2 separate regions of the Homo sapiens genome follow, and region 2 is linked to region 1. Evidence: chromatin contacts called from ENCODE Hi-C or POLR2A ChIA-PET data. All regions are on one chromosome and are shown on one strand. Each heading gives the region's core, a stretch centred on a gene start or an enhancer-like site at or near the end of the contact. The rest is flanking DNA. Distances are from core to core; before and after follow the strand shown.

Region 1 (2,700 bases), core at 72-2,571:
AAATAGTGCCTAAAACTGAAAAATCATGACGTAGTAATAAAATAATATTATTGAGGGAAATGGAGACAAATGCCAAAAGAATGAGCTATAAAAATTGAAGATGGCCAGGAATGCTGGCTCACACCTGTAATCCCAGCACTTTGGGAGGCCGAGGCGGGCAGATCACTTGAGGTCAGGAGTTCAAGACCAGCCTGGCCAACATGGAGAAACCCCATCTCTACTAAAAATACAAAAATTAGCCAGGTATGGTGGCATACGCCTGTAGTCCCAGCTACTCGGGAGGCTGAGGCAGGAGGAGAATCTCTTGAATCCGGGAGGTGGAGGTCGCAGTGAGCCGAGATCACGTCGCTGCACTCCAGCCTGGGCAATGGAGCGACACTCTGTCTCAAAAAAAAAAAAAAAAGAAAAAAGGTGAAGATGATTATCTCTGCTAAGGGGAAGGGAGAGGGCTCTTTTTCATAAATCTTGCACCATCCCTTGACTTTTTAAACTATATAAATGAATAACTTAAATAAAAATTAAAACTTTGACCCAATTTCTATCTCCGAAAGTACAAGCTGAGGCAGGCAAACACACAAAGCAATGTACAGACAAAGCATCCGAAACCTGAAAAGGAAAGTTAAGTTGTACACAGGGAAGAACAGCATACATGTAGGTAAGAGGAACAGCAGGACTTCTGGAAATAGGCTGAAGATATTAATGATATGTCCTTAGACTCATCCAGGAAACCATCATATTTAACATGACCTGGAACTTGACCTTCCAGGATGCAGTCTGTTCTCCCAGGGATGGGAGGTGGGAGCTTCCCTAGGGAAAGTAATGTGGGATGGAAGTTTCTAAAAGCCAAAGCAGCCATCACTCTCCCCTCACTTCCTGTTCCTCTTCATCCATCCTCTGCTCCATCCTCCACCAGCCCCTCAGGACCCAAGCTTAGAGATATTGACCTGTGCTCATGTTTGCGAAGATCAAACTGACTGAGGGGATTAGGATGCGCTTAAGAGCCAGCAGACAAATCTGGCTTTACTTTTACCCCTGCATCCTCTCTCCCCAGCCATGTTTGTGGTATCTGGGCAGACAGCTCAGCCAACCCACCTGCACAGCTTCCCCAGACATTCCACACCCAGACAGTGGTGCCAGGAGTAAAGCAGCAGAGAAAGGGAAGGTATTAGGGGAGAATTAAGGTGAGGAAGTGACTCAGCCCCGCATAAGCCTGCAGGCATCCGGAGGAGTTCTCAGGAGGCAGTGGCGGCTGGGCCGAATTTCAAGCTGGCCTGTGAGTGAGGCTGAAATGTGACTCGCTCTGCCCCGCCAGGCACTGAGTGTGGTGGGGGGAGGGCTGGCTAGGGCTGGCTGTGCTCCTGTCCCCAGCTCGGACTCCCAGAACATCCCTGGTGGGCTGGTTGGGTTTGGAATCACTGGATTTTGCACGGCAATGGGTTTCTTTCTTCTGCGTTTGTTTGCCTTGCATAGGGTGGAACCAGGTAGAGAGGTGACTAGTAGAGAACATGCTGCCTTTCAGTCAGACAATTCAAATTCAGGCTCTTGACCTTGGACAAGATACTAGCCTCTCAGAGATTGTTTATTCATGGAGCAAACCCTGGAAAACAAAATTACCTTGACTGTTCGTCAAATGCGTTCACTGTGTAACCACCTCTAATATGCCAGGGTCTGGGTTCAGTTTAGAAATAATGTTTAAAAGTAAGCCATCTCACTCCATTAAGATGGCTACTATCTGGCTGGGCGCGGTGGCTCATGCCTGTAATCCCAGCACTTTGGGAAGCCAAGGCGGGAGGATCGCTTGAGCTCAGGAGTTCAAGACCAGCCTGGGCGACACAGCTAAACCCCGCCTCTACAAAAAAGACATTTAAAATTAGGCAGGCGTGGTGCCATGCACCTGTAGTCCCAGCTACTTTGGGGTGCTGAGGCAGGAGGGTTGCTTGAATCGGGAGGTAGAGGCTGTAGTGAGCCAAGATTGTGCCACTGCATTCCAGCCTGCGGGACAAAATGAGGCCCTGTCTCAAAAAAAAAAAAAAAAAAAAAAAGATGGTTACAATGAAAAATTTAAGAATATATTTAAAAATAGACTGGGCACAGTGGCTCACATCTGTAATCTCAGCACTGTGGGAGACCAAACCGGGTGGGTCATTTGAGGCCAGGAGTTGGAGACCAGCCTGGACAACATAGCCAGAACCTGTCTCTACATAAAATTAAAAAATTAGCCAGGCATGGTCACACATGCCTATAGTCCCAGCTACTGGGGAGGCTGAGATAGTAAGATCCTTGAGCCCAGGAGTTCAATCCTGCAGTAAGCTATGATCATGCCACTGTACTGCACTCCAGCCTGGGCAACAGAGCAAGACTCTGTCTCTATAAGTAAATAAATACATATTTTAAACATAAATAAAAACCAGAAAATAACCAGCCTTAGCAAGGATATGGAGAAACTGAAATTTTTTTTTTTTTTTTTTTTTTTTTTGAGACAGAGTCTCGCTTTGTCACCCAGGCTGGAGTGCAGTGGCACGATCTCGGCTCCCTGCAAGCTCCGCCTCCCAGGTTCATGCCATTCTCCTGCCTCAGCCTCCCGAGTAGCTGGGACTACAGGCGCCCGCCACCACGCCCAGCTAATTTTTTTGTATTTTTAGTAGAGACGGGGTTTCACTGTGTTAGCCAGGATGGTCTCGATCTCCTGACCTCATGATC
Region 2 (2,700 bases), core at 44-2,543, 51 kb before region 1:
GTAGATACCGAGGCCCTCAAAGCATTTGGTTTTATGATAATGCATTCAAATTCAAAACCTCTGTGCTTCTATTTCTGTACACTTTTTTTTTAAACAGGATAAAGTCCAGTCTCTTTAACTTTGCTGCCTTTTACCCCATTGCTCTCCTGCTTCCTACCCTCAGGACATAGCCCACACTTTTCCATTTCTCTGTCTTTGCTTCCTACTTTCCCACCCACTTTGGAATTCCTCCCCCTCTCCCTTTATGTCCAAATCATAATGTCCTCCAGGAGTCCAACCTGGACTTGCTGAAGCCTCCTTGAAGACTCACCTGTCACTTCCCCAGCCTTTCCTCCAACCCACACATGCTCCTGGCTCCTCTCGCCGTCGTTCCGCCTTTCTTGGGTTCCTGACAGCTCCTTGTTGTCTTGATTGTATTTCTGTCTTCTACTGTTCCAGGACCATGACCTCATTGAGCATAAGGGCCTATTCCTGTTTTACCCTTCCAATCTGCATGCACTTCAATTAGTGTTATTTTGGTAAATGAATGTTACATTTCTGGTCCATGTCCCCAGGTTCCTTCATTAACATATCACAGATGATTGCCTGTGTGGGACAGCAGGCCATCAGTGGCTCTCGAGTGCCAGACGGCTTTGAAAACAGGTCCTTGCCTCATTTTGAAAAACACTCAAAGGTAAGCAGTAGCAGATCAGGTAGAACTGTGAAGATCTCTTAATCTACACTTTCCTCCAAGGAACACAGACCTATTCAGATCAAAGACCGTTGGCCAATTTCATGTGGAGTTTTATATATGTATTTTTTGCCATTTTATTAAGATACACTTCAGGCCGGGCACAGTGTCTCATGCCTGAAATTCTAGCACTTTGGGAGGCCAAGGCAAGAGGATTGCTTGAGGCCAGGAGTTCGTCTGGCCAACATAGCGAGACCCCATCTCTACAAATAAATAAACTTTAAATACATATATACTTCATATGTAATTATTACAATTATACTTCATATATAATTTACCCATGTAAGGCACACAGTTCAGTGACTGTTAATCACAGAGCTGTGCAGCCATCACTACAACCTACTTTTAGAACATTTTCAGTGCCCAGAATGAAACCCTGTAGACATTGACAATGCATGGTTATGTTTTGTAGGTGGGCAGGTCTGGCCCACAGGAAGGATATCTTGAAGGTGTCATTTCCCAGGGAATGGGCAGGCAGCCTCCATCCACAGGGTGTCCTCTGAGGTCCTTGACTGCTTGCCTATTTTAAGGAGAGCATCCAGATCTTAGGTTTCCCTCTCTTGGGCCACTTGCCTGCCACTGGCACCAGCACCAGCCCTGGCTGGGCCCTCATTCTCCTTGTCCCTGGTATAAAGTATTTCTCCATAAGGAAAGGGCAAAGAAAGCCTGCCATTTAGTGAGAATATACTGGCCAGGTATTTATAGTCTCAAGGTGGGGCATTTTCTGATTTGAGTGGATTTCAGAATCGTGGGCCTTGAACTTTTTTTGTTTGATTTTTCTTTTTTCTACCTCTCTTTAGCTCCCAGCTGCCAAAGGCTTTGTGGCTAATAGCTTTTATTCCGGTTTGACACCAACTGAGTTTTTCTTCCACACAATGGCCGGCCGGGAAGGTCTAGTCGACACGGCTGTAAAGACAGCTGAAACGGGATACATGCAGGTAACCTGAAGAAATGTAGGCCATTAGCAACAGAGCAGGACAGAGCTCTGTGGGTTTTGACTATTGAGTACACGTTTTGCACATGAGCTGTAATTTATCTAGTCTTGGGTTAAATTTAAAAGGAAAAAATGTAGAAAGGTAGATGCCCTGGAAATGAACAACCAAAAAAAATGTAGTATGTTCCGAATCATCCTATGATGATCAAGACCAGGCCAGAGCCACGCATAGCAAAGCGCTGTTAGAGGAGAACATGGATGGAAGTACATTGTGGGATATGTCATTCAACCTCACTAAGCCTCGCTTTACTAACACGTGACAATGAGGGTTATTGCAAGGCCTCTGCCTCTCTCTTTGCAACTATTTATGTAACTCATTATTAATATCATTCTAATTAACTCTAATGACCTATTCCAGTGCTTGCTGCGGGGCTTGGATGCTTAGAAGGAAAGCATTTCCTCAGAGAGTGTATAGCTCTGAGATAATAGACTCTGGGGCACAGGGCTAAACTAGAGGCTTCTCAGCATTTGTGCTTCTCAAACTTTACCACAAAAGTACCCTAATGGCAGAGGAGTGAAAAATACGTCTTCTTGTGTTCTTCCATAAGACCACAGGCAAAAGATGTCTTTTCAATCCCTGTACTCTCCACTCAATAATTTAACTGTATTTTTTTAATTTTATTATTATTATACTTTTAAGTTTAGGGTACATGTGCACAACGTGCAGGTTTGTTACATATGTATACATGTGCCATGTTGGTGTGCTGTACCCATTAACTCATTTAGCATTAGGTATATCTCCTAATGCTATCCCTCCCCGCTCCCCCTACCCCACAACAGTCCCCGGTGTGTGATGTTCCCCTTCCTGTGTCCATGTGTTCTCATTGTTCAATTTCCACCTATGAGTGAGAACATGCGGCATTTGGTTTTTTGTCTTTGGGATAGTTTGCTGAGAATGATGGTTTCCAGTTTCATCCATGTCCCTACAAAGGACGTGAACTCATCATTTTTTATGGCTGCATAGTATTCCATGGTG

What was found. Hi-C counts contacts between places; a loop is a spot of excess contacts on that map. ChIA-PET counts read pairs that join two places held with the same protein, here RNA polymerase II (POLR2A).
Region 2: a loop to region 1 is called in a map of endothelial cell of hepatic sinusoid, with 10 times the contacts of the local background. The contact joins two enhancer-like sites. A Hi-C loop is called at or near these places in 3 of 168 maps with a recorded cell type or tissue (Caki2, astrocyte of the cerebellum and endothelial cell of hepatic sinusoid). POLR2A ChIA-PET finds 5 or more read pairs at or near these places in 6 of 52 experiments (AG04450, BJ, OCI-LY7 and 3 more).

Annotation. Positions count from the first base shown.
Region 1 is chr10:77,947,877-77,950,576 of GRCh38, reverse strand. No RefSeq gene overlaps it. Among named protein-coding and RNA genes, the nearest start is that of DLG5-AS1, 22 kb to the right of the region's middle. RefSeq lists enhancers at 747-1,284, 1,285-1,822, 1,823-2,360 and a silencer at 1,112-1,406. Within about 2 kb of position 1,321, at least 8 of the 41 ENCODE cell types and tissues checked have a DNase peak (open chromatin) inside an H3K27ac peak, as active enhancers do.
Region 2 is chr10:77,998,949-78,001,648 of GRCh38, reverse strand. POLR3A (RNA polymerase III subunit A) reads left to right here. Exons shown (of 31, transcript NM_007055.4): 18 at 555-673; 19 at 1,531-1,668. Among named protein-coding and RNA genes, the nearest start is that of POLR3A, 29 kb to the left of the region's middle. Within about 2 kb of position 1,293, at least 3 of the 41 ENCODE cell types and tissues checked have a DNase peak (open chromatin) inside an H3K27ac peak, as active enhancers do.